2 separate regions of the Mus musculus genome follow, and region 2 is linked to region 1. The links are chromatin loops, found by intact Hi-C in ENCODE. Cell type or tissue: gastrocnemius. All regions are shown on one strand. Links, peaks and the distances in the headings refer to the core of each region. The heading gives the core; the rest is flanking DNA. Region 1 has its middle 8.6 kb from the start of Rbms2. Region 2 holds the start of Gm40805 (a long non-coding RNA gene).

Region 1 (11,379 bases), core at 1,447-9,446:
TCTGCTCCTCAATAAGGAAAGCCCGCTTGATCCCGTCACAGACACACTTGGCACACATGGAACCATCATAGGCCCTGCGTCATGACATGCTTCTTTGGTTAGACAATCTCAGAAGGACTTTGGGTCTCACAGCACGAACCCCTTGCAGTCTGCCTGGGGACACACCACATGCGGATTTAGGTGCTTTCCCACCCTTCATGGTGTAGAGGTAAACAATCCTGTTGCCAGGGGTTCGAGACAGCCTAGTTTTGTTAGAGGCTGTGTTGTAGGAAAGCCTACGAGAGTTTGTCAAACGCTGGACCATCCTGAGTGCCTCTAATCACTGTCCCCGGAAGAGGAAAAGCAGTCAGTGCTCTTAACCGCTGAGCCATCTCTCCAGCCCCCCACTCCCCCAGTATGTTTTTTAAAGTTGTTTTTGTTGTTGGTGGTTTTTTTTTTTTTTTTTTGTTTTTGAGATAGGGTCTCATTTTGTAACCCAGGCTGGCCTGGAACTCACAGAGATCCACCTTCCTGTGCCTTCTAAGTGCTGGTATTAAAGGTGTGTGCCACCAAGCCTGGCTTTCCCCTCTTGTCTGTATAGTGTTTTACGTGTGTGTGTGTGTGTGTGTGTGTGTGTGTGTGTGTGTGTGTGTGTGTGTGTGAATGTGTGTGTACGCACCTGGGGCCTCTGGAGACCAGAGAGGTGACCAGAGTTACATATGATTGTGAACTGCTATGTGGGTGCTGGGAACTGAACCTGGGTCCTCTGCAAGAGCAGCAAGTGCTCTTGGCCACTGAGCCATCTCTCCAGCCAACACCACCACCACCACCACCACCTCCCCATCTTATTTTCTGAGTGAGGATCTCTCACTGAACCTGGACCTAGCAGATTCAGCTAGACTGGACAGGCGGCAACACCTCAGCTTGATACTGGAGTTACAGATTCCCAGTTTTTTGTGTGGGTGCTGGGGATTTGAACTCAGTTCCTTAAGTTTGCATGGCCAGAACCTTATGCACCGGACCATCGTCTCAGCCCTTAATTGGGGTTAAATACACAACAGGCTTATGCTTACTTCATGGGGAAACTGTTATTTTTTTTGAAGCTTTTAGATCTGTTCAAGAGAAAACTGCCACAGGTTAGAGGGTTTCAAATTGTTACCCAGAAGCTATTAGCTGCCTTTCCATCCCTGTTTCTCTGAGTTAGCTTTTCATATAACCAGTAGTGAGTTTCTGCTTTTTGTATTTCCCCTTTAAATGGGAGCTGACTGGGCAAAGACTTGCCTCTAGAAGTAGCCCCAGGTGCATTTTAATCTTTTGAGGTAGAGACTGAGGGATGAACAGTTCAAAGCCAGCCTCTACCACACAGTGAGCTCCACTTCAAACCTCAGCATCAGAACAAACTGAGATGGCTCAATGGGTAGAGCGTTTGCTATTTATGTCTGAATCTGGCAGCCCGAGTTTGATCCCTGGGACCTATGTAAAGAGAAAGGGGGCCCCACAGTATAGTCCTCTAACTCACACATATATTTACACATATACTCACACATACACTCACACACATACTCACACATATACTCACACATACACTCACACATATACTACACATACACTCATACATATACTCACACATACACTCACACACTCACACATATACTCACACATACACTCATATACTCACACATATACTCACACACTCACACATATACTCACACATACACTCACACACTAACACATATACTCACACATACACTCACACATATACTACACATACACTCATACATATACTCACACATACACTCACACACTCACACATATACTCACACATACACTCATATACTCACACATATACTCACACACTCACACATATACTCACACATACACTCACACACTAACACATATACTCACACATACACTCACACATATACTCACACATACACTCACACACTCACACATATACTCACACATACACTCACACACTCACACATATACTCACACACTCACACATATACTCACACATGCACTCACACATATACTCACCCCCAAAAAATAAAAATAAAAATAAAAATAAAAATAAAAATAAAAATAAATCCAACTTCTGCTCTTAGACAGGTTCCTAAAGGCAGCATGACCTGTTCTGCCCAGCAGATGGCAGTGTTTCTCCTAGTATTCTCTGAGGTTCCCTTTCCCATGGAGACAGTCTAAAAAGCATGAAAATTATATCCTGTCAGCAAGCATTCTTGAATCTAAATTATATTTGGATAGTGTTCTGGTTGTTGTTGTTGTTGTTTTCCAGCTTGACATAAGCTGGAGTTATTTGGAGAAAGGGAATCTCACTTGAAAAAAAAAGCCTCGGTCAGAATAGCCTGCAGGCAAGTCTGTAGGGCAATGGGGGAGGAGGGGGATTTCCCTAATTGACATGGGAGGGCCCATCCCAAAGTAGGTGGCCCTACCCCTTTGCAGAAGATCCTGGTTTGTATGAGAAAGCAGACTGTACAAGCCAGTAAGCTGCATTTCTCCCTGGCCCCTGCTTCACAACATTTGAGAAGCTGACTTCCGTTCATGATGGGGCATATAAGTTATAATAAATCCTTTCCCACCATTGTTGCTTTGGTAATGGTGTTTTATCACAGCAATAGAAAGCCAAGATAGGGCTGGAGAGATGGCTCGGGGGTTAAGAGCACTGACTGCTCTTCCAGAGGTCCTGAGTTCAATTCCCAGCAACCACATGGTGGCTCACAACCATCTGTAAAGGAATCTGATGCCCTCTTCTGGTGTGTCTGAAGAGAGATAGTGTACTCATATAAATGACAAATAATAAATCTTAAAAAAAAAAAAAAAAAAAAAAGCACCAGGCAGTGGTGGCGCATGCCTTTAATCCCAGCACTTGGGAGGCAGAGGCAGGTGGATTTCTGAGTTCAAGGCCAGCCTGGTCTACAAAGTGAGTTCCCGGACAGCCAGGGCTACACAGAGAAACCCTGTCTCGAAACAAACAAACAAAAAGCTAGGGTTATAAGAGAATCCCTGTCTTAAAACAAAACAAAACAGGGGCTGGAGAGATGGCTCAATGGTTAAGAGCATCGACTATTCTTCTTCCAGAGGTCCTGAGTTCAAATCCCAGCAACCACATGATGGCTCACAACCATCTGTAATGAGATCTGATGCCCTCTTCTGGTGTGTCTGGAGACAGCTACAGTGTACTCATATACATAAAACAAATAAATAAACATTAAAACAAAACAAAACAAAAAATACTGACAAAAGTATAGTTCCTACTTCACTGGTGTTCACAGTCTGGGAGCAAGAGATAAGAGTGGGGCTGGGGCGTATCCAGCGTTGGAGTACTCCTCTAGCAAGCAAGAAGCCCTGGATTTGCTCTTCAGACTGAAAAACAATTAGTTCCAAGCTAGGTGTAGGGGTCTGTGATGCAAATGCACCTGGAGAAGGGGAGAGAACTTTTGTTGAAGAGGCTGACCTGTTAGCAAGTCTTTGGAGGCATCATTGGATTGCTAATTGATAAAGGAGGACACACCCCACTGTGGGCGTTACTATCCCTAGGCAGATGGGCCTGGGCTGTAGGAAAATCTAGTGGAACAAGCCAAAGAGTACAGTAAGCCGCATCTACTCTCTGCTTCAGTCCATAATGAGGGACTGTGACATGGAAGGGCAAACCCGCTAAGTCCTTTGCTTTCCCAAGTTCCTGTGTTTGTCACAGATAATCTGAGTTCTGAAGAGGGTGAGGGGAGAGACTGAATCCTATCCCAGCCTTGCTATACAGTGAGACATTCTCTCAGAAAGTTACAAAACAAGATTCAATGTAAGAAAGAGGTGGGTATGAACCTCTTAAAAGTCAGTGCGGGGCATGGTGGTGCACACCTTTAATCCCAGCACTCAGGAGGCAGAGGCAGGTGAATTTCTGAGTTTGAAGCCAGCCTGATCTACAAAGTGAGTTCTAGGACAGCCAGGGCTACACAGAGAAACGCTGTCTCAAAAAACAAAAAACAAACAACAACAACAACAACAACAACAAAACAAAAATAAACACAAACACAAACAAACAAGTCAGTGAGTGTGTGTGGTATCTCATTCCTGGAATGCCTGCATTTGGGCCAGAGAGGCAGGGTCAGAGTTCAAGATCCATCCTTCAAAGCTATTCTGAGGCCATGCCTGTCATAAGAAAATAGGATAGAATCGAGAGTTAGGGGCTGGTGAGAAGGCTTGGTAGGTAAGAGCACTGACTGCTCTTCTGAAGGTCCTGAATTCAAATCCTAGCAACCACATGGTGGCTCACAACCACCCGTAATGAGATCTGACGCCCTTTTCTGGTGTGTCTGAAGACAGCTACAGTGTACTTATTTATAATAATAAATAAATCTTTTGGCTGGAGTGAGTGGGGCTGACCAGAGCAAGCAGAGGTCCTGAATTCAATTCCCAACAAACCCACATGAAGGCTCATAACCACCTGTACAGCTACAGTGTACTCATATACATAAAATAAATAAATAAATCTTTAAAAAAAAAGGAACGGAGAGTCAGAAAAATATAGATTCCTAGCTGGCATGGATGCATGCATACACCTGTGGTCCCAGTGGTCTGGAAACTAAGTCTGGAAGCTAAGGAAGTTTTGGTTTGCCTGCATGGACATGCACCACTTTTATGCAGTACCCATGGGGGCCAGTAGAGGGTGCTAGACTCTGCAGATTACAGGTGGTGGTGCATTTACATGCTGGTAACCTAAACTCCAATTCCCTGTGCCAACAAGCACTCTTCTCCAGACACAAGATGAACATGAGTCAGAGGTCAGTCTGGGCTCTGACACAGAACACATGCCTTTTCCCAGGTCACTATTCCACATCCGCTCTTCTGAGTACCTGTCTCTCTCTCTCTCTCTCTCTCTCTCTCTCTCTCTCTCTTTAAGATTTATTTATTTATTTATTTATTTATTTATTTTATATGAGTACACTGTTGCTGTCTTCAGACACACCAGAAGAGTGCATTGGACCCCACTACAAATGGTTGTGAGTCACCATGTGGTTGCTGGGAACTGGACTCAGGACCTCTTGAAGAGTCAGTGTTCTTAACCGCTGAGTCATCTCTCCAGCCCCCTAACCTTCCTTTTCATAACTCTTTACAAGGAGATAAATTCAACTTTTTAGATCATTTCCATTACAGAGTACTTGAGGCAGACACGTTCATCAGAGGGAGGAGCTTTTTTTAAATTGTAGATGGGAGTATACTGGAGGTGAGTGTCCTTGGCTTTGATGAGGTTTATTTCCTGGTTTCTGAAGCCTATCCAGACCTTCACTAGCATGCTGGTCAGCCTTCTGACTTTCAAGCACACATGATGGCCTGTATCTGGCTAGAGTCCAGCACATCTGCAGGTAATCCATTAATCTCTGTTCTCCACCCTGATCCCGAGGGGCCAATAGTGACATCATAGAATCACAGACATCTTCTCAAACAGATGCGGTCCGTCCAGCTCCAAATCTTTTACTTGTGATTCTTTGTTTGTTTGTTTTTTCAAGACAGGGTAGGCCTGGCAGTCCTGGAACTCACTCTGTAGATCAGGCTGGCCTCGAACTCAGAAATCCGCCCACCTCTGCCTTCCAAATGCTGGGATTAAAGGCGTGCGCCACCACTGCCCAGCTTTACTCGTGATTCTTATTTAAAAGTGTATTTTAATTTTTATTGTTTTTTTAAAGATTTATTTATTTATTATTAAAAGTGTATTTTAATTTTTATTGTTTTTTTAAAAGATTTATTTATTTATTATTTATTAACAGCACAGTATAGCTGTTTTCAGACACACCAGAAGAAGGCATCAGATCTCTTTACAGATGGTTGTGAGCCACCATGTGGTTGCTGGGATTTGAACTCAGGACCATTCGGAAGAGCAATCAGTGCTCTTAACTGCTGAGCCATCTCTCCAGCCCCTATTTTTTGTTTTGAAATAGAATCTTGCTGTGAGGCCCAGCAGAGCACATGCTTCAGCTTCCTAAATAGCGGGAACATTCATGAGTGTTGTTACACACAGTAAGGAGTGTGTGTGTGTGTGTGGGCGGGTGGGTGTCTGTGTGTGTGTGTGTCTGTGTGTGTGTGTGTCTGTGTGTGTGTGCTTCTGTGTGTGTGTGTCTCTGTGTGTGTGTGTGTCTGTGTCTCTGTGTGTGTCTGTGTGTGTGTGTGTCTGTAATGTAGCTTAGGCTGGCCTCAGAGACTTTAGACTAGTAGACTAGTAGACTAGTAGACTAGTAGACTAGTAGACTGTTCTCCAGCCCTGAGCCCTTTTGCTTCTGTATCCCAAGGGCTGGGATTCCAGGCATGTGCAACCACACCCACTGCAGTGTTACATTCTTCACAAAATGACCTCCAGGCCAGTTTGGGCAAATTTGTGAGACTTTGTATTTAAAAAAAGAAAATGTGCTGGAAAGATGATGATGACTCAGAGGCTAAGAGTGCTTGCTGTTTTTCCAGAGGACCCGAGTATGATTTCCAGCGCCCATACCTGACATCATACAGCTGCTTGTTACTCCAGCTGCAGGGGAGATTCAACCCCCTCTTCTAGTTTTGGCAGGCACATAGTCACAAGAAACAAACAAACAAAACAAAATAACAAAAAGCACCTTTTGTGGTTGTTTTTTGTTTGTTTGTTTTATTGAGGCAGTGTCTCTCTTTTTAGCCCTGGAAGTCTTGGAACTCACTATGTAGACCAGGCTAGCCTTATTCATATTCAACATAGATCTGCCTGCCTCTGCCTCCCAAGAGCTGGGAGTGTGTGTGCTTCCACACCCAGTAAGAATACTTTTTTTTTTTTCAGTGCATGTTCTAGAAAAATTACAAATTCGGCTATACTGAATCAGGTGGGATAAATTCTCTTTTCTTAAAAGTTATCACAAGAGCTGGGTGTAGTGGTGCATGCCTTTAATCCCAGCTCTCTGGAGGCAGAGGCAGAAGGATTTCTGAGTTTGAGGCCAGCCTGGTCTACAAAGTGATTTCCAGGACAGCCAGGGCTACACAGAGAAGAAACCCTATCTCAAAAAACAACAACAACAACAAAACAAAACAAAAAGAAAAAAGAAAAAAAGTTATCACAAACAATTTCTACTCCCCTCTTCAAAACAACCCTTAGCCTGGACATAGTGGTACTGCCTACAATTCTACTTTCTTGGAGGGTAATTAGGAGTCTGAGCTGGGAACCAGACTAAGCAACGTAGTGAGAAACCCTCACAAGGAAAAACAAGCAAAAGAAAACAATAAAGAAAGAACCCTAGTGCTGGGCTCATGAGAACTAAGAATTAGAAACTGATTAAATGTTGGAAAACAAGAGCAATATAAAGAGAGACAGGAAGGAGTCAGAACACACATGCCAGAGGGTCGGAAGTCTTCTTCCTCTCCTGTACTTCTCCAGCAGAGCCACAGAACCCTGCTCTCTTCCCCATCTCCTCCACAAAACTCTATACCTCCTTTTAAAAGTATAAAAATCTACTAGGATGAAGCTCACAGGTAGATGCTCAATGTTGGATTTGGGTTTGACATCCAGCAATGTAAAAATGTGTATGTAATTCACCAGAACTGCAGCTTCCAGCAAGTGTTGCTTATGCCCTTTGACCTAACTTTTATATCAGTTTGTACAACTGGATCACTTTACTTTTGTGGCTCTAAGCGTATTGGACAGACTATAAAAGCGAGCAGTGTATCTAGGGGGAAGGACGGCTCTTATGCATCTCAGGATTTAACTGCTGTCTCTCCTCCTTTTCCTGAGACATTTCAGTAGCCTTTGGTCTGAAGTTCACCATGTAGCAAGCAGAGGATACTCTTGAACCTCTGATCCTCCTGCTTCTACCTCCCGAGTGCTGAGTTTACACATGTGTGTCATCATTCCTGTTTTAATCTTTGTTTCTCTTTTGAAGCTCCAGCTCCATTTTATCAGTATTTGAGAGGAAAACAGGAGGGCAACAGGCTATGGGTCTTGGCAGAGATTGGGAGAAGGGAGGTGGAGAGAGGAAGAAAAAAGTTATGTCTTGTAAGTTAGGATCTAAGAAAGCAGGCAGATCTATCAGTGAAGGTCCGGGAGCAGCTGCATTGTGGGGAGAGTCATCAGAGAAAAACCGAGAAAGTCCACAGGGAGGAGGAATCTTGCTTAGGATTTGAGCCACCATCTAAAGAGATAAAAAAGTAGGGTAGGGGGGCTGGAGAGATGGCTCAGAGGTTAAGACTGCTCCTCCAGAGGTCCTGAGTTCAATTCCCAGCAAGCACATGGTAGCTCACAACCATTTGTAATGAGATCCGATGCCCTCTTCTGGTGTGTCTGAAGACAGTGACTGTGTACTCACATACACAAAATATAAAGAAAAAAAAAAAAGGTAGGGGAGGAAGTCCCAGGAGTCCTAGGATGATCTTAGTATTAGTTTATGTTTATCATCATTTGGTGTGTGTGTGCACTCAGACCAACATGTGCTATGACGTGTGCATGCAGACCAAAGGACAACTCTGAAGAGTTGGTTCTTCTTTCTGTGGATTCCAGGTTTTGAACCCAGGTTTTCAGGATTGTGCAACAAGTATCTTTCCAGCTGAGCCATCTTGCCAGCCCATAGTATAGCTTTGGATGTAACTAAGATGCTAGTTTTTGGCAGTGTTCACTTAAGGTCTTCAAATGTTGGTTACATGGTACTCAAAAGGATACAGCCTGGGAGACAGTAACTAATCATAATGGGCTGATGTGGAAGCTTTCTCTGAGCTCCAGAACTTCTTATGGTTGCTTACTTGTTGCTTCAGTTTGTTTCACTTACACGTACAGGAAATAGGTAATTGTTTACTCCATTTTACAAAGGAGAAAAGGCCCGGCCCTTATACAAGGGACTATTGCTACACTTGATCTTAGCCAAAAGGTGGAGAAGTGATACAAGGGACTATCTCAAATGAAGGCTGGTAAAATAGCTTAGCAGGTAGAGGTGCATTGGCCTGGGGACCTGAGTCCAGTCTCCCCTCCCACAGGTGGCTGGAGGAAACCAGTGACAACTCTTTTTTTTTTTTCTTTTTTAATTAGGTACTTTCTTCATTCACATCTTCAATGCTATCCCAAAAGTACCCTCCACTCTCCCCCCCCCCACTCCCCCACCCACCCACTCCCACTTCCTGGCCCTGGTGTTCCCCTGTACTGAGGCATATAAAGTCTGCACGAACCAATGGGCCTCTCTTTCCACTGATGGCTGACCAGGCCATCCTCTGATTCATATGCAGCTAGAGACACGATCTCTGGGGGGCACTGGTTAGTTCATATTGTTGTTCCACCCATAGGGTTACAGATCCCCTCAGCTCCTTGGGTACTCTCTCTAGCTCCTCCATTGGGGGGCCCTGTGATCCATCCAATAGCTGACTGTGAGCATCCACTTCTGTGTTTGCCAGGCCCCAGCATAGTCTCACAAGAGACAGCTATATCAGGGTCCTTTCAGCAAAATCCCGCTAGTGTATGCAATGGTGTCAGCATTTGGAGGCTGATTATGGGATGGATCCCCGCATATGGCAGTCTCTATACCGTCCACCCCTTCATCTCAGCTCCAAACTTCGTCTCTGCAACTCCCTCCATGGGCGTTCTGCTCCCAATTCTACAGTGACAACTCCCCCACCCCCCCAAGTCAGGGTTTCTCTGTATAGCCCTGGCTGTCCTGGAACTCACTTTGTAGACCAGGCTGGCCTCAATCTCAGAAATCTGCCTGCCTCTGCCTCCCAAGTGCTGGGATTAAGGGCATGTGCCACTACGCCCAGCCCAGCCAGTGACAACTCTTGAGAGTTCTTCTGTGATTACAAACAAACTATGGAATTTGAATATGTACACACAAACACACAAATAAATAAAAAAGCCAGGCAGTGGTGGTGCATACCTCTGATCCCAGGATTGGGAGGCCAAGGTAGGTGAATCTCTGGATTCAGGCTAGCCTGGTCTATAAAGCTAGTTCCAAGATGGCCAGGGCTACACAGAGAAATTCTGTCTTAAAAAATAGTATATATATATATAATTTAAAAAATTTTTCTGACGTGTGAACTAGTTAGTTTTCTTAGTGTCAGTTAGCTTGTGAGTTGAGGGACTGGACTAGAATGTTAACAAAATCTTGCCTCTGGAAAGAAAAAAAGTTTAATGTTTTCATCACAAACAATAAATGTTTAAAGGAAGCTGGGGGGTGGGGGTGGCGCACACCTTTAATCCCAGCACTCCGGAGGCAGAGGCATTTCTGAGTTCGAGGCCAGCCTGGTCTACAAAGTGAGTTCCAGGACAGCCAGGGCTATACAGAGAAACCCTGTCTCATATATCCATATATATGAGATATAAGAGAAAGAAACCCTCTTTCTTATATCCATTAGGATGACTGTTCTAAAACAAGAAGGAGTTGGGATATTATGAATGAAAACTTCTGAGGATAGAAAAGGAAGTTCCTGAAAAATTCGGTCTCCCTGAGAGATGCTATTTACTTATTTACTGTATTGGGCTCCCATATCCATTCTCAGTTGCAATTTCCACACTGAGGCTGTTCCCACCCTTCCTGTGTCCCTTGAGTTGAGCAGGCACTTCCTGTCCTGTTGGAAATGAAAGTTAGGAATTGGGGGTGGTAGCCGTGCACGTATTTATTCTGCAGCATGCCGGCACTGTCTGTTTCGTTATCACAGCAAAGCAGCCGCAGGAAAAACAGAGAGCAGAGCTTTGTTTTAGAGAGAGTCTGGGCTTGAGGTCTGTTGTGACAAAGACGGAGTTAATTTACTTCTGGAGAATGTGTGTGGCAGCAGTGGGAGGCCTGAGGAGGGGCTCTGAAGGCATTCAGTCTCCCTCCCTGTTCTAGGTGGATGGATAGGCTTCTTTGGTATCACTTGTAAGTTTTCTTTTCCTGTTCCAACTCCTCCTTGGAGGGCATATTGGAGGTGAGTGTTACTGCAGCTGTGTGAGATTCTTGATACTTAAGTTATACTCTTCTTTCTTTGTGAAACATGCTTTTTAAAGAGTTACGATTTGTCTGTTTGACAGCTCAGAGAGGACTCTGTGAACGTCATTTGGCTTGGCCATAAATTCCACACCTGGTGAGTTTTTATCCTTGTTTAAGCTTCATGGGTCTTAAGGGCTAAGAAATAATAGATTAAAAAGTCCAACAGCTGGGCAAGATGATGCAGGAAACTTATCACTCAGGAGAGCAGCATGAAGGTTAGGAGTTCAGGGTTTGTTTTTTTTTTTTTTCTTGGTTAGGTGGAAATCAATGCCAGCCAGCCAGCCAGCCGGGGCTACATGAGACCCTGTTTGAAAAAAAAAAAAAAACGTACCAAACAAGACTGGAGAGTTGATTTAGTGGTTAAGAGCTATGAGGACCCAGACTTTATTCTTAGCACCCACACGGTAGCTCACCAGCATCTGTGACTCCAGTT
Region 2 (11,379 bases), core at 1,749-9,748, 230 kb after region 1:
GAGGCTTGGAAGCTAGGGACTTTTATAGAAAAGGGGTGGGGCTGGGGAGGAATTGGCACGGTTTCACATGATTGGTCCATTTAAACATCAACAGACTGTCAGAAGGGCGGGAGATAGGGAGGCACTAGGCCAGTCAGGACATGTAACTACAGGCCTGCCTGGGCATGTCCTGGCTTGTTCTGCTATGTTCTCAGCCCCAGGTTTCAAAGCTCACAATCAACTCTTTGGGTTATTTGACATAAATTACATGAATCACGTCTCAAGTTTTATTTCCTTTCACCTCAGGTGTACATGGCTCCACGGAGGTTCTCCAGGCGGTGCTGCTGCTGCTGCCTGCAAGCCTTGTCTTTCTTGTGCTCTTCATAACTGTCATCATCAGCGGGCACCTCAAGGCAGCACAGAGGGCAGGAAGTTGTCTTACTTAGCCAGGGCAGAATGCAGTTGGAATGGAGGAGATGATGGCAGGGCATCTTAATCGCAGTCTCCTCCTCCTCAAATTCCAAAAGGCACACCACATGGGGCACTTGAGATCTGCTGCCCGGGGCCCAGCTCCAAGCCCTGTGCACTCTTCTCGAGAGTTACAGCAACATAATTGTTGCGAGCTTCACGCTCAGGGTTCAACGGCTCGAAGTCGTGCTCATCAAAGTAAGACGCCATGGCTCCTGGGCTGCCAGGCTTGTCTGACCCATCTGCTGTCTTTTACACCTTCTTTTGAGATGTCTTCAGGAAAATGAACACTATTTCTCAGCCAGCAAGAAACAGAAACTAGGAATGGAGAGATGGCTCAGCGGTTAAGAGCACTGACAGCTCTTCAAGAGGATTCCCAACAACGACATGGTGGCTCACAACCATCTGTAATGGGATCTGATGCCTTCTTCTGGTGTGTTTAAAGACAGTGATAGTGTACTCACATAAATAAATAAGAAAATCTTTAAAAAATTTTTATTTTATTTTTAATTTATTTTTTTTACACTTGATATTCCATTCCCCAGATGTGGGAAGCCACATATGCCATTACAAGGCGCTGGCAACTGCTGATCACCACACATAAGGTTGGGTAAACAACCAATGTGTACATATGCAGTAAAGTTTTTTGCCAAGTCACTGCCTGGCCCGGGCATGATAATGAGGTTCTGTGAGGTACTGAGAGTATAACCAATCGGATGAGAGACATGTAAATGAGGTTCTGTGAGGTACTGAGAGTATAACCAATCAGATGTGAGACATGCAAATGAGGTAGAATGCATAACCAATCCGGGTGTGAGACACGCCTCTCGTAGGCCTATATAAGCAGCACCAATTCTGGGCTCCAGGTCTTTTTGCCTCTGCAATCAAGGTCTCCCAATAAACGTGTGCAGAAGGATCCTGTTGTGGCGTCTGTTTTGTTGGCGAGTTGGGCGCTCACACCCGACCACCCCCATCCACCCTCCCACACCTCCTCCCTACTCCACCTCATTTCCACATGGACGCCCCCCTCCCCACCTCATCTAACTTCTAAACTCCCTGGGGCCTCCAGTCTCTAGAGGGTTAGGTGCATCATCTCTGAATGAACACAGAACCGGCAGTCCTCTACTGTATATGTGTTGGGGGCCTCATATCAGCTGGTGTATGCTGTCTGTTTGGTGGTCCAGTGTCTGAGAGATCTTGGGGCTCCAGATTAATTGAGACTGCTGGTCCTCCTACAGGATTGCCCTTCTCAGCTTCTTTCAGCCTTCCCTAATTCAACAGGGGTCAGCTGCTCTGTCCGTTGGTTTGGTTGGGTGCAAATATCTGCATCTGACTCTTTCAGCTGCTTATTGGGTCTTTTGGAGGGCAGTCTTGATAGATTCCTTTTTGTGAGCACTCCATAGCCTCATTAATAGTGTCAGGCCTTGGGACCTCCCCTTGAGCTGGATCCCACTTTGGGCCTGTAGCTAGACCTTCTTTTCCTCAGGCTCCTCTCTATTTCCATCCCTGCAATTTTTTCAGACAGGAACAATTATGGGTCAGAGATGTGACTGTGGTATGGTAACCCCATCCTTCATTTGATGTCCTGTCTTTCTGCTGGAGGTGGGCTCTATAAGTTCCCTCTCCCTACTTTCTGGCATTTCATCTAAGGTCCTTTCCTTTGAGTCCTGGGAGTCTCTCACCTCCCAGGTCTCTGGTGCACTCTGGGGGGGGGGTTCCCTCAACTTCCTATTTCCTGAGGTTGCCCTGTTTATATTCTTTCTGCTGGCCCTCAGGGCTTCAGTCCTTTCCCCTCACCTAATACCAGGTCAGGTTCCCCTCTCCTCCCTACTCCCAACCCCATCCACTTTCCCTCCCAGGTTCTTCCCTCCCTTTCCATTTGTGATTGCTTTTTTCTCTCTTCCAAGTGGGACTGAGGTGTCTTCACTTGGGCACTTCTTAAAAAAATCTTAAAAGAAAGAAAGAAAGAAAGAGAGAAAGAAAGAAAGAAAGAAAGGAAGAAAGAAAGAGAGGAAGAAAGAGAGGAAGAAAGACAAACTAGATCCCAGAAGGAGGTGTGGCTCTTTTCCTGTGTCCCCTTAATTTTTCCTGTCTATCCTGTCTCAGGACCACAAATATATGAAATAAAAGGACAGTGTTTCAGATCACTGCAGGGAGAATGAGACCTTATGAAATGGTGTTGGGGCAGTTTACCAAGTGTGTCAACACCAACCCAGGGCTTCTCCAAGTTATTCCTCAAAGCCTGCTCTGTACACCGATTATGATGCCATACTATGCTCTGCCAGTAGAGAGCGAGGTGGAGCGAGATGGTACAGGAGGAGGGAGGAGAGCTTCCAGAGCCAAGTGTGCAATGTCAGGTTCTGTCCTTGCAGCCCTTGACCTCTCAGTCCCAGACAGGGACATTTGGTGGAGGTCCTTCCCTTAATGCGCCCACGTGTGTGTGTGTGTTTGTATGTCCCTCAATAAACTCATAGTCCTTGAACCTACTGCAGCTGCTTACGACACCTGCTCAAGCTAGCCGCAAGCTTACCCATGAACCCCTGGAAGGGGACATTACCCATCTCAAAAAAGCAAAGCAAAGCAAAGCAAAGCAAAGCAAAGCAAAGCAAAGCAAAGCAAAGCAAAGCAAAGCAAAGCAAAGCAAAGCAAAGCAAGCCAAGCCAAACCAAACCAAACCAAACCAAACCAAACCAAACCAAACCAAACCAAACCAAACCAAACCAAACCAAACCAAACCAGTTTTTAAAGATTTCAGGCTTGAAGAATGAAAATCTATCTACTGTGTGCCTCTTCTAGATGACATCTTAAAGATGAGTGTTTCGGCTCACTGTTTCCTTCATATCATTTTTTTACTAAGACATGAGGATTTTGCTGAATACTCTTTGGTTAAGATAAGTCTAAAATAGGGAGTTTCAGGTGGAATGTGATTTTTGTTGTCTTTTCTCTTTTTTTTTGGGGGGGGGGTCAGGGTTTTTCTGTGTAGCTCTGGCTGGCCTGGAACTCACTCTGTAGACCAGGCTGGCTTCAAGTGCTGGGATTAAAGGCGTTTTTTTCTTTTCTTTTTCTTTTTCTTTTTCTTTTTCTTTTTCTTTTTCTCTTTCCTTTTCTCTCTCTCTCTCTCTCTCTCTCTCTCTCTTTCTTTCTTTTTCGAGACAGGGTTTCTCTGTGTAGCCCTGGCTGTCCTGGAACTCACTCTTTAGACCAAGCTGGCCTTGAACTCAGAAATCCGCCTGCCTCTGCCTCCCAAGTGCTGGGATTAAAGGCGTGAGCCACCACGCCCGGCTGGCGTTTATTTTTCAATTACATTTCTCAAAAGTTTCTGGTCCCTTAAATAATCCATTTTAAAAAGTTACATTGAAAAAAGTCATCTTTTACTGGAGTCTTGTGAGCATGGTCTTCTGTCTCCTGTGGTGAGTATGTGTGTGTGGCCTGGGGGGGGTGGGGGTGGGGATGGCAAAGAGCAACTTTAGATACCATACCTCAGACACTATCATTTTTAGAGACAGAGTCTTTCATTGGTCTGGAACTCATTAAATGGGCTAGACTGGCTGGCCAGGGAGTTGAGAGATCCTCCTGTCTCTGCCTCATCAGTTCTGGGACCTGGGACCACAAATACCCAGGATTCCTTCCTTCTTTTCTCCCTTCTTTCCTTCCTTCCTTCTTCCACCCTCCTCCTCTTTCTTTCTTTCTTTCTTTCTTTCTTTCTTTCTTTCTTTCTTTCTTTCTTTCTTTCTCTCTCTCTCTCTCTCTCTCTCTCTCTCTCTCTCTTTCTTTCTTTCTTTCTTTCTTTCTTTCTTTCTTTCTTTCTTTCTGTCTTTCTCTCTTCCTGTCTGTCTTTGGGGTAGGGTTGGCTTCTCTGTGTAGCTGTCTCTCCTGGAATTCTCTTTGTAGACCAGGCTTGCCTTGAACTGACAGAGATCCTCCTGTCTCTGCTAATCCCCAGTGCTAGGATTAAAGGTGTGTGCCACCAGGCCAGGCTTGTATACCCTGCCTTCTTAAAAAGTGTCTTCTGGGGATCAAACTTTCAAAGTGAGCACTTTACTGAATGTGACAACTTCCGAGCTCTCTTTCTGGAGTCTTGACAATTAAATCTAGTAGATGCAAGATGAAGATAGTAAGTAGACGAGAAGGCGCTCACAATCTGGATTTGGTAAGTCTGAAAGAGTACCTATTCAAAGTGATCAAGGCAGATGGGCATAGTGGGACTGTGGTGGAGTCAGAGCACACAAGGGAGCAAGAGATGACATTGTCAGGTGTGAAGGCGGGTAAGCGTGAAACCAAGCTTGCTTCTTAGGTAAATACCTTTTCATAAATACCTACACAGGGTTCCCATAAGAACATGTCAACTCTTCCAAGCTCATTCTTCCGGTGATCCACATCCGAGTTCCTCCCTAACTATGCCTACTTCAGAGGCTGACTCTGTAACCGTGTTTAGCAATCTTCTGGAGCAAATGTCTACACAAATTGCTAAGACTAATGACAAACTAATAATAATAATAATTAGTCCCCTGCCTGGATGGCCTCTCCTACCTCGGCGTGCACAAGGCCGAGACTATCCCCCTTCATAGTGACTTTGGGTCTCACAGGCTCTAAACAGAGGGAAACAAGTCCTCAATACCTAGGCTGTGCATGGGCATTGTCCTTTGAGCAACTCCCATCTTCTGGTGTCAAATTCCAGACCTCTAACATCTGTACCGGTAAGGAGAAAGTGACCTTGATAGTAAATAAATATGCTTTTCTCTCAAGAGGTGCGTGAATGTGTGTGTGTGTGTGGGGGGGGGGAGGGATAAAATGAGCTGAGTCCAAGAATTTATCATTCACCATTCTCATACAGGGTGAACAGCTGTCTTCTAACACTTCCCTGTCCTGATGTGTCGTGTTCCCTGAATGGGTGAGCTGCAACGGCTTCCTTTAGTTGCCTGTAGAGGTATTTTGTCGCAGGAACTACACAAGCAACGAAAGTTAGCCAGTGAGTTTATTGGGGTTTCCTACAGAAACGTGAGTGCAGGGGCACTTGTGGGAGCGCGAGTGACTCTTGCCATTGTGTCCAAAGCCAGCACCAGTGTAAGCGATGACTCGCAAAAGTTGCTGCTACACCGAGTTCACCTCCTGTACCGCTAGCATCCCCTCCCCCGCACCTCTCCCGGAACCTCGAGCATCAAGATTACATACACCTGGGCCTGGGGTGGTGGGGTAGGAGGAACTGAGTGGCTGGCAGCTCAGGTGAGGGGATGGTGACCCTCTTCACTCCTCTGAAGGGATGTTCAGCAGGCCTAGCTTTGGGAAGGTCTCCTAAGGGTGCTCAAGGCTGCTTCGGGTTCAGGTGTGCCACTCCTGGACCGCAGTGTTCCACAACAGGGGACTCCGCACAGCTCTGTGGCTTAACAAGCCATGGGTGTGAGAAGCCAACTGGTCCTTGAGCAGGTTTTGGATCAAGAATTTCCACCTTCTTTGAGATCCCTGCCCTACTTTACTCCACACTGCCACCTAGTGGGCACACCAACAGAACAGCTCCTCCTCATCCCAGAGAATGTGTGGTTGGTAACCCGGTATATATATATATATATTTATTTTAATTGCTTTCTATGAACCTCCGGGAAAACTTTATATTATGAAATGTGATATGTACTATGAGCTGACATCCCCAGGAAACACTCAGTCATACAACAGAATTCACAAAATGAATAAAATCAAGGTTAACTCTCGGAAAGCCGAGGGCTATATAGCCAGAATCTCACTGCTGAGCCTGGCAGAAGCAATAAAATCAGGACCCAGATCTCACTTTCCTTCTGGAGACAAGAGTCCATATTCATTGTCACAAATAATAGGACTTTTGAAGTTGAATTAACGAAGCTCTCTATCCTTTTCATTTCCTTTCAAATATTTACGTTATCATTCATTACAATGAACTGTTGGTGTATACCCTATGGATTTGAACACACCAACAGGTGTAATTACCATCAGCACCAAGATACAGTTTCATCATCTTTCCATGCTTTCCCATCCATGTCTCTAAGTCACTCCCCCACCCACCTACACCTATACAACGACCGGCCTGTTTCTCATCGCTGTAAATTTTGCACCCATGGAACACAGCAGACCCATTTACTCTCATGCAACTTGTTGAAGTAGCATTCCAGTACAGAATTGGCTTAGTGCATGCAAATCTTATCTATATCCCATCAACACCAAAATCCCAGTTCCATCTTATAGTCAGAGTGGAGAGAAATCTGGACACAACCTAACTCCTTCTGTGAGGTTAAACAAAAGAATTATGTGTTCTCAGACCATAGTAGAGGTGTGTCTTTAGGACTGTACTTATGAACATAGTTCCAGTTCAAAGCCAGGGAAAGGTCGAAGAACAGAAGGTTAAAAAGAACTCTCCAAGCCAAAGCAACTTGTATATCCAGCCAGGGAGATAGGCTCAGGTTCCAAGGATCTCTGCTCTCAACCCTGCCTTTCTGTCCTTGTTTTACTCACCTGCAGCCTCTTGGGCCCACCCTGTGAGTCACCTTCACATTGGCAGCTGATTGGGTGTATTCGTTACTCTTGGCTCTGACAGAATATACCAGATAAAAGCAACTTAAGAGCTGGGTGTGGTGGTGCGAGCCTGTAACCTCAGCAGGAGTTCAGATCAAGGTCAGACATGGATATTATGAGTTCAAGAGAAACTTGGGCTATTTGAAAGTCTTCTTTATGATAACAAATAAACAAAACAGGAGCGAATGGAGGAGCATGTCAGCCTGACTTACAGATTGAGAGAGTACAGTCCGTCGTGGTGGGCAGCCCACAGCAGTGGGACATGCTCACATCTGGGCAGTAGAGTAGAGCTGTAAGGCTCACACCCCAGTAAGGCTCAGCAGAGGGTTTCTGCAATCTCCCAAACAGCAAGTGTTCAAGGACATGAACTGGGGTGGGAGCCATTTCACAATCAAACCGTAACAGTGGAGGTCTTCGTCTTTGCTTATTTTTAAGGCAAGGTGTCACTATTTTGCTCAGGTTGGTCTTGAACTCCTGGCGTGGCCGTCCTGCTTAAACCACCGAGAGGCTGGAATTACAGGTCTTTCACTATACACAGCAGGGGCTGACACTTTCAATTATGCTACCTGCCTCAACCCAAACAGGTCCTGAATGAATGTCCATCATCTGACTCGGGTTAAGACCAAGGCCTTGGACCCATGGGAATGCAAGGGTCAGGCTCAGAGAAATGGCAAAGCCTCCTCTAGTCCCGATGTCTAAAGCCCGTGGCTGCTGCCGAAAGACAGCATCTGAGCTAAGTCCTCCTTTCCATGTTGTGTGCGGTGAAAGCCTGAAGTTTCAGTTGCTGCTTTGAAGCTGTTCGCCTCCATCCAAGTACAGCCCACTCAACCCCAGGGTTCCATACACACATCTCTATGTTGCGCCTAGCTTGATCCCTTCAGTGTCTGTCTGTCTTTGTTCCTTTAACCTTCCAGTCAGGTTTCTGGGACCCAGGCCTTACCGGTCAGGGTAAAGAAACCTGTGGGCTTTGGCTGTCTTTATTTCTGGCCCAATTAACAGGGACCAGAAAGACAAAAATCATATGACACACAATTCACACATTTTGAGTACAGAGAGGGAGGATCGTCCAAGCGTGGGTGTGTGAAAGAAGTGGCTTCTAACACTGGACGGGGATCAGGGTGGGAGTGGGGGGGCATGTTCTTACTGTCATTTCTTTCTTTCTTTTTAAGATTTATTTATTTTATTTATTTGAGTACACTGCTGCTATCTTCATACTCACCAGAAGAGGGCATCAGATCCCATTACAGATGGTTGTGAGCCATCATGTGGTTGCTGGGAATTGAACTCAGGACCTCTGGAAGAGCAGTCAGTGCTCTTAACCGCTGAGCCATCTCTCCTGCCCCCTTTACTGTCATTTCTTAAAAGTTATATTTTCTCTTAAAATTCTTTGATTCAGATTATAAAGTTATGTGTTTCCTTTATTGCTGCTCTGGAGGCAGCCATCTCTCCATGCAGTTCAAACTGGCTTTTAACTCACTGTAAGCCCAGATAGGCATTGCCCTGGAGATGTTTCAACGGCCTGGCTGCCGGGATTGGATACACACCGCCACACTTTGCATAAATACATGATTATAGGCCAGTGAGATGACTAAGCAGGTAACAGCAATTGCTGCATAATCCTGATGACCTGAGTTCAATCCCTGGAGCCCACAGTGAGGAGAGAGAAACATCACCTTCTGACCTTCATATATATGCCATGACACACACACACACACACACACACACACACACAGAGAGAGAGAGAGAGAGAGAGAGAGAGAGAGAAAGTTTTTTTTATTACTAATTTGAAACAATATTTTAAAATTATGTTTAAAATTGGAACATGGGGCTGGAGAGATGGCTCAGAGGTTAAGAGCACTGTTTGCTCTTTCAGAGGTCCTGAGTTCAATTCCCAGAAACCACATGGTGGCTCACAACCATCTGTAAGGGGATCCGATGCCCTCTTCTGGTGTGTCTGAAGACAGCTATAGTGTACTCACATACATAAAATAAATAAATAAATCTTTTAATAATAAAATTGGAACATGACACAGAAAGCTAGAAGTTCCTTCTGCAGCCAAGTAAACTGACTAGCTTCCTTTTTCATTGGAACCTGGTACGCAAAAGCCATAAACAGTAGCTTCTCTTGGATGTATACTGCCAGTTACATGGGTGAGTTACCATAAGACACTTGGTCCAGTTTTTTGATGGCTTTTCAGGATCTCAAGGATGCCCCAAACTTAGACAGGTGTGTAGGGTGCTTTTGGGAAGCCCCAGAGCTCATAACTGCTATATCATCATGTCCAAATGCCTCAAATTGCAAAGTAAGGGGGTGATTGAAGCCTTGCCCAGAACCAAGTTCAAGTTCCCTGTCACTAGAAGAGCCACATCTCAGAGAAATAGGTTTAACCAAATTAATGCAGATGAATTAGAAGACAAGTGTGGTGGTTTGAATAGGAATGGCCCCTAGACGCTCATATATCTGAATGCTAGCCACCAGGGAGTGACTACTATTTGGAAGGATTAGAAAGATGAGGAGGCATGGCCTTATTGGAGGAAGTGTGTCACTGGGGTGGGCTTTGAGGTTTCAAAAGTCCTTGCCAAGCCCAGAGTCTCTTTCTCTGCTTACTGCTCAGGCTGTATATTCTCAGCTACTGTTCCAGTGTCTGCTTGCACGTCACCATGTGTTCTGCCTTGATGATAATGGACTAAATCTCTGAAACTGTAAGCCAGCCCTCAATTAAGTGGTCTCTTTTATAAGAGTTGCCTCAGTCATGGTATCTCTTCACAGCACCAGTGCCTAAGACGACAAAGTAAGTGAGATGCGGCTCATTCTGGATGGTTGTGGTGGGGCGGGGGTGGCAAACATATCCCCAACTGTGCTGTCCTGGATAAATGTCAGACTCTGTGCTCCTGTAAGAGCCATGGAGAACTGGGCTCCTGAAAGGAGAGCTGGGGATGAATGGGAAGGATGGACAAGAGAGGAATGAGACCAAGACAGAGTTTCTGATCAAGGCCCAATGTTTAGTTCTTAAGTCTGAATTTAAAGAGGGGAGGGGGAACCCATCCCCTACTTTTCCAGGATCTTGTCACTTTGTAAGGAAAGCAAGCTCAGCTGCTTAGCAGGCAGTGGCTTCTTGCAGGAAGCTGTAGATGTGGCAGGACAATAGACTTCACCTAGGTCGGAAGACTCCACCCTTGGTGGGCTAAGCCGACTGTGGCAAAACAAGGTCTGATTTAGCCCATCTACGGTTGGGGGAAGGGCACACTTAGCAGTCCCATGGGGGTGATGGGATGTAGAGTCCAGAGACTCGCCTACAATGGTGTCAGCAAGTCTGGAGTACACAGTACAGAGATAGAAACAACAAGAGGGATCTGTTTCAGCAAGAACTCTCAAAAGAGGTCCTCTGACCTCTATTCACACACCTGGCCATGCATACCCTTCACACACACACACACAAACTTAAAAAAATAATAATTTCATGTGTATATGTACCTTCCCAAAGGAAAAAGAACACACACTTCAATGTTTACCCTCCGTTCTAGGAAAGGCCATAGTGACTAAAGAGAACCCTCTTCTCCTGGATCCAGCTTTGTTTGTGACTGACAAAATCGAGTCCAAAGTGGCTTAGGCAAACAGGATTTGTTCAGATAACAAGTGGGTTCAGGTACAGGATAGGTAGGACTGAACAGGTACGCACGCATGTCACAGAACGCACGTGTAGATCAGCAGCCAGTGCTGTCTACCCACAGCCACAAAGCAAGCAGCACAGGCACAAAGCCACTGCAATTTCACAGGAGACGGAGACTCACGTTTGTCAAGGGTTTTTATACCACCCGGTGTCACTGAATTACCTATTACACAGTTCCGAGGTAGCAACTCAAACCCTCCTTCCCAGCTCTGGGCTCATTCCAGTGGAGCCAGGATAGGGAACCCAGAGAATGCAGGAGAAGGTGGAGACAGAGGTTCATCTCAGTGTACAACTTTAATTTCAAAGACAGAACATTTAAAGAAGAACATGTCCAAAGTGACAGAGGATGGACGTTAGGACAGTGTCCCCTCTTCCTGTGTCTCTACTCATTCTGTGTCAATATCATTCTCAATTTAGTCCCTGTCAGGTTGGCCAGTAGTGAGACCCCAGACATTGCGGCACAAAGCCCAGACTTGACTCCCATTGGTCAGGTTTGGCCACTGTTGTCCCAGGGAAATGCTAGGTTATGTGATTCCCCCAACACACACACAGGAGCCAATCTGATGCAACTCACAGCAGGGTCTTTATTCTATTTGAGCTAGCTTGCCCCCCGGGCCCCTCCCCCACAACGTACCACCATCACACAGTGGTGGGGGAGCCCTGAATGTCTATCGAGGCAGGGCTTTATAGAAAGTAGCAAGCAGGGAATGTGTGTGCAAGC

Evidence for each region. A loop is a pair of places that touch in the nucleus more often than their neighbours do. Peaks named below come from ENCODE experiments on the same cell type or tissue, not always from the same donor. Only the 100,000 strongest peaks of a DNase experiment are listed, where the experiment ranks them.
Region 2: it touches region 1 in a loop (5-fold over the local background); 15 of 42 quality-filtered maps call a loop at or near these places.

The regions. Positions count from the first base shown.
Region 1 is chr10:128,179,454-128,190,832 of GRCm38, reverse strand. It overlaps a transcript of Rbms2 not described here and the pseudogene Gm4556. Among named protein-coding and RNA genes, the nearest start is that of Rbms2, 8.6 kb to the right of the region's middle. In gastrocnemius, for the core only: CTCF peaks have their summits at 2,119 (motif pointing right) and 4,648 (motif pointing right); DNase peaks (open chromatin) are centred at 2,123 and 4,649; H3K27ac peaks cover 2,071 bases.
Region 2 is chr10:127,950,834-127,962,212 of GRCm38, reverse strand. It overlaps Gm40805 (a long non-coding RNA gene), which reads left to right and starts at 9,698. Exons shown (of 5, transcript XR_872186.1): 1 at 9,698-9,779. It overlaps Gm23996 (a small nucleolar RNA gene), which reads left to right and starts at 9,038; the gene lies at 9,038-9,168. It also overlaps the pseudogene Gm47949. In gastrocnemius, for the core only: CTCF peaks have their summits at 5,941 (motif pointing left) and 8,206 (motif pointing right); a DNase peak (open chromatin) is centred at 5,918.